2 separate regions of the Homo sapiens genome follow, and region 2 is linked to region 1. A link is a contact called in ENCODE Hi-C or POLR2A ChIA-PET data. All regions are on one chromosome and are shown on one strand. The core of a region is the stretch at or near the end of the contact, and the rest is flanking DNA. Distances in the headings are between cores, read along the strand shown. Region 1 has its middle 6.6 kb from the start of LINC02247. Region 2 overlaps RXRA (retinoid X receptor alpha).

Region 1 (6,282 bases), core at 1,853-4,352:
GTCATGGTTAATTTTATGCCAACTCAACGAGGCTAAGGGATGCCCAGCTGGCAAAATATTATTTCTGGGCGTGTCTGTGAGGGTGCTTCTGGAAGAGATTAGGGTTTGAATCAGTAAGCTGAGGAAAGGAAATCCACCCTCACCAGTGTGGCATCGTCCAGTCCACTGAGGACCTGAATAGAACTGAGGGCGGAGGAAAGGTGGGTTCTTTTTCTCTGGTCTCGAGCTGGGACATCCATCTCTTCCTACCCTTGGACATCAGATCTCCTGGTTCTTGGGCCTTTGGACTCAGACTGGGTCCTACACCATTGGCGTTCCTGGTTCTCTGAAATTTGGGCTGAGACTGGGACTACACCACCAGCTTCAGGGACCTCCAGTTTACAGATGGCTGATCACGTGACTTCTCACCTTCCATAATAGTGTGAGCCGAGTCCCATCATAAACCTCTTTCTACATCTCTATACCTCTACCCTGTTCTTTTTTTTTTCCTTCGGAGAACCCTGACTAATACAGGGCAGCTGTGGTCAGCCAGGGCAACATTCTGTTCTCTGGTGCTTTTGAAAGTGGGGTGCAGGTGCAGCCCTGGCTCAGCCCCTGGAAGGGAGCTTGTGTCAGGAGTGAGGCAGGACTCTTGGATGATGGTCTTGGAATCTCAGAAGCTCACAGCTGGAACAGGCCTTCTAAGCTCAACTCCTTAATTTTGCAAATGGAAGACTGAGGCCCAGAAAGGGATGGCGGCTCCATGGAGTTTTGAATTCCCACCCCTCGGTCCTGAGCTCTTTTCCCAAAGATTGTGGTGGAAGCTGTGTTGATGGGTGTTCTAACCGGTTCATCTGAATTCCTCGAATGTGGATTCCAATCCTTCATCTCACATGTGCCATAGGTTTGCATTCGAGTATATACAAGTTATCAATTGATGAATAAGAAGTTATCCCCCAACACGTAGTGGCTGTAATAAAACCAACAATAACCATTTATAATCTTCCACAGTTTCTATAGGTCAGGAACTGGGGAGCAGCTTAGCTGGGCAGATCTAGCTTGGAGTTTCTCGAGAGGCTGCAGTCAACATATTGGCTGGGCTAACAGGACTTGATGGAACTGGAAGATCCAGTTCCAAGGGGCTCACCCGCATCTCTGGCAGACTGGTGCTGGCTGTTGGCAGGAGTCACCAGTTCCTCCCCGTGTGGACCTCTCCACAGAGCTGCTTGAGTGTCCTTACATGGCAGCCAGCTTCCCCCAGATCACATGACCTGAGAGAGGGCAAGGCAGAAGCCATGAGGTCTTTTATGACCTAGCTTCAGAAGACACACAAGGCATTTCCACAGCGTGCTATTGGTTACACAGGTTGCGGGGCCATCCATGGGCACGAACACCAGGAGGTGGGGATCACTGGGGGCCATCTCGGCATCTGCCTACTACAAGCATGAACTTATTAAGTTTACATTTAAAGATAAACTCTTTCTGGAGTCGGTGAGTGCAAACTCTCAAGCCTTTGCTGTTGCTGTTTTTAGTTCTTCCAAATAAATTGATGATAATTCCCGGTGATTGCCCACACTGCACCAAATCTTGTGGGCATCTGTCTGCCCAAGGCAGTATTTTAAAAGCTGCCTAACACTGTCTCTTTAGCAGGCGGGGAAGCTGACAAACCTGGGTACTGAAGGCAAAAATGTCCCCACGCACAACCTGTCCCTCCCACAACGGCTCACACAGGACAATAAAGATGGAAGCAGATTGTGGCACTGGTGCTCGTGGGATGGTCAATGCCATCATAATCAACAGTGCTCATAAATCAATAAGAAAGGCCAGATGCAGTGGTTCACACCTAGAATCCCAGTGCTTTGGGAGGCTGAAGTGGGAGGACAGCTTGAGGTCAGGAGTTCAAGACCAGCCTGGGTAACAATGTGAGGACCTGTCTCTACAAAAAATTAGCCAGACGTGGTGGTGTGTACCTGTAGTTTCAGCTACTTGGGAGGCTGATGCTGGAGGATCCCCTGAGCCCAGGAGGCCCAAGTTGCAGTGAGCTGTGATTGCATCACTGCCCTCCAACCCGGGCAACAGAGACAAAAAGAAAGAAAGGAAGAGAGGAAGAAAGGAAGAAAAGAAAGAAAGAATAAGAAAGAAAGAAAGAAAGAGTGGAAGGAAGGAAGAAGGGAGGGAGGGAGAAAGGGAGAACAGGGATGGGAGGGGAGGGGAAGGGAGGGGAAGGGAGGGGGGAAAGGAAGGAGAAAGAGATAAAAGGAAGGAAGGTAGGAAGAAGGGAGGGAGGGAGAAAGGGAGGAGAGGGGAGGGGAAGGGAGGGGAGAAAGGAAGGAAGGAGAAAGAAAAGGAAGGAAGGAAAGAGAGAGAGAAACAGAAAGAAAGAAAGGAAGGAAGGGAGAGAGGGAGGGAGGAAAAGGAAGGAAGGAAAAAGAGAGAGAAAGAAAGAGAATGAAATGAAAAAGAAAGAAAGAAAGCTGACTGAGCCACAGGTCATCCTTGGCCTCTTGGGAGCCTCCTCCCTGACCTCCATGTGGCTCTGTGGCCTTGGAGGCTGACCCTTAGGGACTGAACGAAGAGCTCAGCCCTCCAGCCTCGGAGAGGCGTGTCAGGTATGGTCAGGGTATTGATTTCTCCAGCTCCCTCTCTGAGAGGTCACCTTGGGCGAGCTGCATCATACCCCCTGCCAGTGTCCCCTCCCTGCCCTGTGTCTCTGGGCTCAGGTCACTGCCTCCTCCCATTCCCCCGGCAAGCCTGCGGAGAACAGTCCCTCTTTTCTATCACAGCCTTGGGCAGGGCCCAGGCCTTGCAGTTTACCTGCACCCATCACCAACGCTGCCTTCACCAGCACACCTCCAGTTCCTCTCTGTGAGGGTGCCAGAGGTTGGGGACCCTGACCGCATCTCAGGGGGAAAAATGGGCACGGGGCAGTTGACAAATGGACCCTGCTCAGATAAATTCTGTCAGTCTGCAGGGGGATGCCTGGTTATGATCGGTTTTGTGGATGGTGAGAATATGAGAAAAGGTTCACAGGCCTGAGTCATAAAAGAACTGAAAACCAATCCTCAAGAAAACACCAACAAATAGCTCTCAAGAATACCACAAAGGTGGCAGCCAGGCCCTTCCTGAGCTCACCAGGCTGCGGGGACGCAGTGAACACACCTCTGACTTACAGTTTCCTGGCCGGGGAGTCATGCAAAGAAAACAGCCCAGAACCCACAGAGGTGTATGGACAAGGGTATTCGTCAGAGGAGTTATCTTAGGGAGGAGCCGGGTTAATTGCTATAAATCTGTCTGCCAGACCCCGTTGCTACCATTACCAATGAGAGCTTACGGGTATTTAATGGGACAATAAAATGTGCCTAATTGAAAATTAATTGAAAAATACTTATTAAGTTAATAATTTGATGGAAAATGTACAATCATAATTAATAATTAAATAATCAAATTAAATTAATAATTTAATTGAAAAACAGGGTAGAAAGTGGTAAATATAGTATGATCTGAATTAAGTAAAAAAATTTATGAATTTATTCATGATAAAAAAGGCTAACAGGAAATGAAACAAAGCACAAATAATGGTTATTTCTTCATGGTGAGATCACTGGTATTTTTCTTTTGTCTCTTATCCTTTATTTATTTTTGTTTTTTTTGTGTGTGTGTGTTTCTTATGCTTTACTTTTAAAAATTTTCTAAGCTTTCTCAAATGAATTTCTTTTTTCATTTAAAGGGGAAAGGACTTTAAAATTCATGCCTCCTGGGACAACATACGTAAAAAGGCCCACTTCAGACAGATGACCTAACGTGATGAAGATAATACCTCTTGCACCTGTGCCGTGTACCCTAGTTTACCAATGCCTTGCCCCGCAGAGTCCCAAGGAAAGACTCTGACAGAGGCTCCAGAGAGGTGGTGACAGGTGACCAAGAGCTGAATCAAAACTAAGGAAGCAGGGCTGGACCACGAGGGATGGATGGGGCAGGCTTAGTTTAGCTCTGGGCAGATAAAGCCCTGTAAGCATGGTCAAGAGGGTGACCGCATGGACCATAAACGAAGAACGGCTTTAGGGGAGATGGCGGGAAGTGAAGGTGTGTGGATGGATGGGGCTTTGCTGTGAAGGTGGTACAGCTGGAACTTCTGCAACCTCACTTGTCGCAGGGCCTTCCTGCAAGGCCGTAGACCTAATTTTAGATTCCTAAGTTAGTATCCTTTTTTGTTGAGACGGAGTCTCGCTCTGTCGCCCAGGCTGGAGTGCAGTGGTGCGCTCTCGGCTCACTGGAAGCTCCGCCTCCCGGGTTCACGCCATTCTCCTGCCTCAGCCTCCTGAGTAGCTGGGACTACAGGCGCCCTCCACCATGCCTGGCTAATTTTTTTGTATTTTTAGTAAAGATGGGGTTTCACCATGTTAGCCAGGATGGTCTCCATCTCCTGACCTCGTGATCCACCCACCTTGGCCTCCCAAAGTGCTGGGATTATAGGTGTGAGCCACCGCGCCTGGCCTTTTTTTTTTTTTTTGAGACGGGTTTCACTCTTGTCGCCCCAGACTGGAGTCCAATGGCAAGATCTCAGCTCACTGCAACCTCCACCTCCAGGTTCAAGTAAATCTCTTGACTCAGCCTCCCGAGTAGCTGGGATTACAGGGGTCTGCCACCACGCCTGGCTAATTTTTGTATTTTCAGTAGAAACGAGATTTCGCCATGTTAGCCAGGCTGGTCTTGAACTCCTGACCTCAGGCGATCTGCCTGCCTTGGCCTCCCAAAGTGTTGGGATTACAGGCATGAGCCACGGCGCCTGGCCAGTATTCATTTTCTTAAAGAGGCCTGCAGACTGAACAGGCTTTCTGTCTCTCCCAAATCTAGACCTGCCCTGACATAAACACATCCGAGCTTCTGGTGCAGAATCCCTGGCTTAGGTGAGGCAGGTCCCGGGCACCGTCTCTGCCAGCACCCCTGTCCCTGCTCACCTCCGTCCTCAGCCCCCCTCCCCATGGCAGGACCTCCTAAAGCCTGGTCCGTTCCTCTCCCCTTCTGGATCTGGGCCTTCAACCATGTGGCTCCTTCAGCTGGAAACATGCTTCCCTTCTTTTTGCTTGGCTGCTCTGAGACTTATGCCATGCCCCTTCTTCAGAAGGCCTTCTCCCTTCTCAGCCTGAATTAGGCATCCCCTCTGCTGTCACACCTCTTCCCCCAGCCTAACATTCACCACCTATCCCTGTAATTAATTGTCAAACCGTCAGCCCCAGGGCAGGGACAGCCGCTGCCTCAGTCACTATTGTGTCCTCTGCGTCTGGCACTACCCCTGGCACATGAGAGATGCTCAACATTTTTCCTAAATAGACAGCAGGGCAAAGGAATGGGTAAAACCAGACCCTTCCCAATCCACATGGCCCACAGGGATTTGATGCCTTGTGCAAGTTTCCTAAGCCCATAGGATGCCTGGAAGGCCGTGTGCCTCTTGCTACGGATGCCCTATCTCTGATCCACCCAGCCCTCCTCCGCCTGCACTTCGTACCCTGAGCAGGGCGTGGGCTCTTCCAGAAGCCCACGTCTGACTTCTTTTTCCTGTTCCCCTGGTCTCCCAGCTGGACCCCTGTCTCTGCCCACTTGGGGGCACTGAGCTGGGACTCACTCAGGCCGCCGGCCACCCTGGGCTTGGCAGAAGGGGCGTCTGTTGTCCTCAGTGTGTGCCCTCTCCTCGCTGTCCCCTACTGTCCCTGACCCCCGGCCCCCGCGATCACGCCCCCCATTGAAGCTGAGCCCCACAGTCAGGCGGGCCCTGCTGCTTCACTTCTGACTCCTCATTGTCGATAATACCCTATTAAAAGTTGAAAATACATTTTCCTCCTGCCGATCTCTTTCCTTTTCATTTAGCAAACATTGATTTTTTTCCCCCTCCTGCAGATGGAATAGAAATGAAATCACCCACGTCTCTTTGGGGTGATTTAGTTGTCAGAGCCGGAGGCAGTGGGCAGATGAGGGCTGCTCTTGTCACCTCATCCACGGGTCGCTTTGTGACCTCCGATGGTCGTTTGGCCTCTCTTCTCTGCCGTGTCTCCCCACCCCCAGCTAGAAAAGGAGACCCTGGTGCCCCTGGCTGGGAGAGCAGGAGGCCCCGTTCACCAGCCAGAGGAGCCTCCTGGAGAGGTTCGGATAAAAGCCTCTGTTAGAAAGCCCAGCTCAAGGTTGTGTCAACACCAAATACCATGAAGTGGCAATTATCCAATTAGCTTGATTAGCGTAGAAAGCACCACCAGCCGCTGCTCTGCACAGCCCATCCTGTCGTCTCCCGAGCTCAGACAGCTGTGCAGT
Region 2 (6,282 bases), core at 1,495-3,994, 89 kb after region 1:
GTGACATTGGGGGGTTTGAATTCAGATCCCTTCGGCAGCTCTTCCTGGAGGGCAGGAAGCGCTTATAGGGCACTTATCGCTGCACCCCATGGTGACCACAGAGAGGCCTCTTCAGCTCTTGGCTTTGGTTTACTCATCTGTAAAGTGGGCGCAGAAGTTTTCCAGGTCAGCTTTCTTGATGTGACAGGAGGTTTGAGTTTGTATTAAGTTACTTTTATGCAGAAAATATCCTAGGCTGTTAGACTGTGCACTTCCGTCAGGGGTCCTAGGCTGTTAGACTGTGCTCTTCGTCAGGGTTGGGGGATGTCTTTGGTGTTCTCAGCTAGAAGCAGTGTGTGTGTGAGTGTGTATGTGCATTTGCGTGCACAGGCACACGTGTTGGGGTCACTACGGGCATCTGGTGCTGGGTCAGGCACTCTGAGCGTCTCCTGAAGCGCACTTACTGTCTCTTCTGGGAATGACTTGGGATGTTGTTCTGCTCTCACGCAGGAGTGGGGCCCAGGGTCTGTTGTATTTTTGGCTGCTGGACTTTGATTTGTGCACCTTTCCCCATGGCCTCCTGGTGACGGTCCTTTCTCCCACGATTACCTCTGTCTGACTGCTTGTCCTCTGGGGAGTCATCTGAGGCATCAGGTTAGTGTTGTGTGTGAAGCTGAGTCAAAGACCCTGAGCAGGAGCCTCTCCTGTGAGTCAGGCGCATGGAAGTTTTAGCTTGTGGAGTTGGTGGCCGCCATTCTGGGCGCATCGGGCTCTCCCGGCCCCTTTCCCTGGTCTTCCTGCACCTGGATGGGGAGGGGAGTCATCCTTCGATGTCCTTCCTCTGCCTCCTCCTCCTTGTGAGCCAGGTGACAGCCGGGTGCCCTGGGGCAGATGCTGAGGGTCTCCAGGTGTCTGGAGGCTGTGAGTTCTCTGGAGGGACAGAGCCCCCTCCCTGCTTGGTGGGGGCTGCTGCTTGACGGACTGGGTGTGGGTCAGAAGCCCTGGAAGACACATTTCTGGCTCCTCTCCTTCGTGCTGGATGCCCCAGAGGGCTGAGACCCGGTGACCTGCCTCCTCCAGGGTGGCCTCAGGCCTGTGTCCACTCACCTCCCTGCCAAGCTCTGGTCCTCCAAGGAGGGGTTTGGTCTCCTGGGTCCTCCTCGGAGAGTCACATCCGCCACCTGGCCGGTCCTGTCGTGGACGCCCTCAGCTCGCTCCCGTCCCCTGCCCCTCTGGATGGCACAGACTGCACGTTGTTGCCATTTCACGGAACCCGTTTTCCCGGATTTGTCAGGAGGGGAGAGAATGGTGGAAATGCAGTTTTGCTGGGTTCCCTGCACACGTGGGCGCTGGCTTTGGTCACCCCCGGGGGGTTGCTCGTGGGATCCAGAGAAGTGGACGTTGGTGAGGCCAAGCAGGCTGGGAAGGGTGCTGGACAGGGACAGCAGAGGCCTGGCCCCAGGGGGTTAGGGGGCCAGGGCTTGGGCGCCTCTGTCCCGGGCTGGGGGCTTTGGACTTTGGGGGTATAATGGGGAGCCCTGGGACAGCAGAGGGCTAGCCCCAGAGGGCTAGCGGGGCCAGGGCTTGGGCATCTCTATCCTAGGCCTGGGGCTTTGGATTTTGGGGGTGTAATAGGGAGCCCTGGGAAGTTCTGATGGTGACAGAGTGGACATTCTGCCAAGTGACCAGTGGAGGGGACAGTGGTGGAGAGGGTGTGCTGAGCTGGCCTTAGCCTGGCCTGGGCAAGGTCTGGACTTGGCCATGTCTGGCTCTGCCTGTACAGAGGGGGCTGGCAGACGTTCCTGCGGGAGGCACTCTGTGGATGGGGTCACCCAGAGTCTGGACAGAGACTCCATAGCTGCAGCTGGCCTCTCCATCCCTCCCCTTCCTTCCGAGGCCCCTGGGGGCTGCCGGCTAGGCTGGGAGTTACCGTGCGTGCTAGCTGCAGCCCCGTCTCAGGTTCTTGGGGCTGGGCACCGAGGAGCAGAGAAGCTGCCTGCCACCTGTTCACCCTCGCATCTGCAGGCCAGCGGCTCGTCCCCTCCTGCTGCCACAGTACCCTGATATGTGCCGATTGGTGGGATTGGGAGGGGACACAGCGAGGCCTTGGGTCAGAGCCTTGATGAGGATGGGGGTGGCCGTCCTGGGGGCAGCAGGCCGGAGCCTGCGCTTGCCTGCATTCCCCGGCAGGATTTTTCTCTCGGCCTCCTGGGTCGGCATCTCCTTGGTGCAGGGTGGAGTCCGCTCCCCAATCCCTGGGCTTAAGGGAAGGGGAGGGGGAGTCTGACACACAGTGGGTAGGGGCCCGGGTGCCCCTAGAAGTGGCCAAGTTCAGACCTAGCCCAGGCCAGGCTAAAGCCAGCTCAGCACACCCTCCTCTCCATTGCCGTCCCTTCCACGGGTCACTTGGCGGGAGGTCCACTCTGTCGCTGCCAGAAGTTCCCAGGGCTCCCCATTACACTCCCAAAGTCCAAAGCCCCCAGTCTGGGACAGTGGGTGGGGGGCCAGGCCCTACACAGCAGGCACGGCAGCCAGGAGGGAGGTTTCTGAGGCTCAGCCTGTGGGGCCTGTGGCGCCTGTGGCCACGGGGTGGTTTGTCTCGCTCAGAGTGGTGATGAGCCTGACCCGGGCCCTCAGCAAGTTTCTGCGGGGCAGGAGGGACGTGCTGAGGCTGAGCTCGGAAGAGGCAACTCTGGGTGCAGTTGAGCCTCTGGGCTGGTGTCGTTGAGCTCCGCCGCAGCCCTGGGAGTGGCAGAGGCAGGGAGGGCGCCCATGTTGGGGTTGTGATGGGGGAAGTCCTGCTCAGCGGGCTGACGTCCCGTTCTTGGTCTGTCTCATGGGTGAGGCCCTGTCCCCCGTCTGCAGATGCCCCGCCAGTCAGGCCCCTGCACATGACAGGCATCCGGCTCAGGTGCGTGGGTGGTAAGCCTCTTCTGTGGGAAGGATGCTGCGTGCTAGGGTGGGCCTGGGCTTATGGCACGGGTGTGGAGGGGATTCTTGGAAAGCCGGCACCAGCTGGAGAGGGTCCCCACTGCCAGCCTTGGGTGCTGAGCAGGTGCTCTGTCCTTCAGGGGTTCCCTGCCTGGACTCTGTCCACCGCGTGGCCCCGGTGGCCATGCCCTGCCTATTCTAAGCACCGGTGCCCCCATCTGCAAATGGTGCTGCTCAGCGGGCCGTGGGAAGACTGGGGATGTCCCCCAGAGAGGCCGGCCCCATGCCAGGCCCCAGGACATGCCTGGGGGAGCATCCTCTGCCCTGATCATTTCAGAGTCCCCGACTGAACCATCGTGTTGGCCTCTGGCATGGAGCTGGCCACGCTCCACCACAGGTGGGACCTGAGGAACTGCAGGGGTGTTCCTGAGCCAGGTGGCCGTGCACATGAAGGTGGAGACGAGAGCCGCCCTGAGGGTGGAAAGCCTGGCCGTTCCACGACAGAGCTGCTGGCAGCGGTGGCAGGGCCTCTGAGCCACCGAGAGCAACATGGCTCAAAATGAAACAAGAATCATTTCTTTTCCTGTTGAAGGGAAACTACCCCCAGGAGCCCACAGGCTGGGGGCCCCCTCGCCACACAGGCGGGCTGTGGGGCAGGCGGGGTTTCTCCAGGAATTCCCCTGCTTCCCACTCACCCTCCTCGAAGGTCTGGCCCTGTGGTGGTGCTAGACACAGTTCAGGGGTACGGCCTGGAAGGGAGGCTGCGCTGCCCAGGAGCCCCTGCCTGGCCCTGGAGAGGTGAGCATTCTGCCAAGTCCCCGAGCTGGTACCCGTCCTCCAAGGTGGGCGTCATTGCTGGAACTCTCAGGGCTCATGGGTGTCTGCTGTGTCTGGCCACCCTGGTGGTCGAGGGGTGGCCAAGGGGTGGACCGAGGCTTCAGAAAGCCAGGCCTCCAGGCGTTGACCCGGCAGCTCTTGTTCCGGGCTTGGAAACATCTCGCCTCCTTGAGCCCTGGTTCCTCCCCTGCAGGACGGGGGCAGGAGGAGCGGCTCCCCCTTGTCACCACACTTCTGTGAGCTCATGTAATGAAATGTTGGCCTGGCGTGCACCTGCAGTTAGGTGTTTGAGCTGTGGTAGCTGCGGCCTACGGCAGCTCTTCTACCACATGATGGAGTCTGTGTGTTTGCAGGGGGCCGTGACAGTCACCTGGCTTGGTGCAGTGTGCAGGGCAAGCCCCGGTGTCAGAGCCTCCATTTTGCAGAGGGGGAGGGTGGGAAGGACGTCACATGCAGGCGATTGGGGCTCCCAGCTTCCTGGTGGCCCCACGCCTTTGGTCACGCCCTTTCCGTGACTCCGCTTCTTTCCACGGGGACTCTGCCAGGACTGGGGCTTGACTCCCGCCCTCCCACCCTCCTAGCCTCTGCCCCAGGCAGCAGATGGGTGGTCTGCTCACGATGCCCCGGGGGGAATGGCCGTACAGGGGCACAGGTCAGCTTACCGAGTGTCTCCGGCCTTGTGGCTGGAAAGCAGCTCTCAGGACTCTCCGGGGCCCCTTGGCATCTTTCTAGGTGGGTGGCCCTGAGCCCACCTCCTCCCTGTACCCCCATGGCAGGAGCTCCTTTTTGGGAACCAGTGGAGCGAGCGTGGCTGGACAGGCCTGGCCCCAGAGCTGCGCGATTTCCATCACGGCTCTCCTCTGGCTTCCTCCTTGGCGCTGGCTGGGCCAAGCCCTCCTGACTTCTGGGTCCCTGGGATGGGTGGGTGACTCCGTCCATGAGGCTACCTGAATTCTCGCTTACCCTAGCCATCTTTAGGCTGGGGGATGTGGGTGCTTCCTGGTAAAATCAGATGCCCTGTAGCTCTCCTAAAAGGGCCAGCCTCAGATTTGCGGTCCCTGGTCCTGGCCCCTGGGTTCAGGACTTCATTTTGGCCGTGCGGGTTGCACCTTGGGGATGGGCGTCCCTTGAGGTTTGTGCCAGTCGTGGGAGTGGAGGAGTAGCGGCTGCGTTGGGAACCCGTCCCTGGGCAGGCACTCTGGGATGGGGCTCCGAGTCCCACAGTCACTGGCCGGTCATTGCCAGCCCCTCAGCCCTCTAGGGACAGACCCTGCCTGCTCGTCCCTGTTAGGGGCCAGTTCTGCAGGTGGTTACTTGGCTTCTTCTTAAAAAAAAAAAACCCATCCTGCCCTGGGAAACCCGGGAATCATGGGGAAGCGGGAAATGACAGTAGGGAATTGACATTTCCTGAGCCAGCGTCTGGGGCATCGGACCAAGTGCAGGGCGAGCTGGGCAGGGAGGGGTGCAGCCGGCTCTGCCGTCAGCCTAAAGCCATGAGCGACCTGGGCGCTCTTCTCCCTGTAGCACTGGGGCACACACAGGGTGGTGAAGGGGGCATGACACAACCAGGAGGCTGGGTCACAGAGGACCAGGGGTCTGTCAAGAGTTTGGCCTGCACCTCCCAGCTGCCTGGCCCAGGTGTGCCCCTCCTGTCCACATCTGCCTCTAAGCTGTGAAGAATTTGGGAGTGGATGCTGCTCTGGGGCTGTTTCCTCTTCTGAACCATGGTGGTTCAGGCAGCCTGGTCCCAGGTTAAGTGTGCCCCTTAGCGCCTGGGGCATCCCTGGACAGTGGCCGCCATGGGCATCTGGCAGCCCTGCCAGCGTGGTGGGTGATCATAGCAACGGCTGCAAGACTCGGGGAAGGTGGTGCGTGCATATCTGGTTGAATGTAGCTGGGCCTGGTGTGAGGCCTGTGGCCGCAGCTCCCATGGTGGGCTTCTCAGGGGAGTAGGCATGACAGGGTGGGGTTCCTGCAAAAACCCTAGCCCTCATGCCCCAGTTAGTGAGTGTCTTCACCTCTCAGCTCTGTCTTGAATGCTTCCTGGGTGCAGGCACTGACTGCTCATGGGGAGCCCCCTCCTGAGCACCCTCTTCCTCCTGTGTGTGCTTCCCACTTCCCTCACTGTGGCTGGGCTGCAGCTGTACCTGCCACCACTGGGTCTAACCCCAGCGCCCCTGGGCTGTATGAGTGGGCTGTGCAAGGGTGGCCATCAGCCTCGGCACCACTTCCTATTCTTCCTTCTGCCGCTGGCCAGTCCTCAACTTGCTCAGTATGGCCAAGAGGACCCAAAACACCATCCCCTTGCTATTTATGACAAAACTTGTCAACCTCTCTGTCTAGGCTTCAGCCTGCCATCTGCACAGTGGAGCAGGGCAAGGGGTTGCTCAGCTGGTAGTGATGGTGACGGTGGTGGTGGTGGTGATGATGATGTAATGATGGTGTTGATGATGTTGGTGATGGTGGTGATCATGGTGGTGATGATGACTGATGATGTGTGATGTTAATGGTGAGTGATGGTGATCATAGTGATGG

What was found. A loop is a pair of places that touch in the nucleus more often than their neighbours do. ChIA-PET counts read pairs that join two places held with the same protein, here RNA polymerase II (POLR2A). Pooled maps may share reads with other maps.
Region 2: a loop to region 1 is called in a pooled map, with 14 times the contacts of the local background. The contact joins two enhancer-like sites. A Hi-C loop is called at or near these places in 2 of 168 maps with a recorded cell type or tissue (astrocyte of the cerebellum and endothelial cell of hepatic sinusoid), 4 of 37 single-sample maps with no recorded cell type and 11 of 50 pooled maps. POLR2A ChIA-PET finds 5 or more read pairs at or near these places in 4 of 52 experiments (GM10248, activated CD4-positive, alpha-beta memory T cell, activated CD8-positive, alpha-beta memory T cell and 1 more).

Annotation. Positions count from the first base shown.
Region 1 is chr9:134,298,874-134,305,155 of GRCh38, forward strand. No RefSeq gene overlaps it. Among named protein-coding and RNA genes, the nearest start is that of LINC02247, 6.6 kb to the left of the region's middle. Within about 2 kb of position 3,103, at least 2 of the 41 ENCODE cell types and tissues checked have a DNase peak (open chromatin) inside an H3K27ac peak, as active enhancers do.
Region 2 is chr9:134,387,952-134,394,233 of GRCh38, forward strand. The region is part of intron 1 of RXRA (retinoid X receptor alpha); the gene reads left to right. Among named protein-coding and RNA genes, the nearest start is that of MIR4669, 12 kb to the left of the region's middle. RefSeq lists enhancers at 2,312-2,361, 2,722-2,811, 3,192-3,291, 3,342-3,831, 3,872-4,081 and 1 more and a silencer at 5,032-5,326. Within about 2 kb of position 2,745, at least 7 of the 41 ENCODE cell types and tissues checked have a DNase peak (open chromatin) inside an H3K27ac peak, as active enhancers do.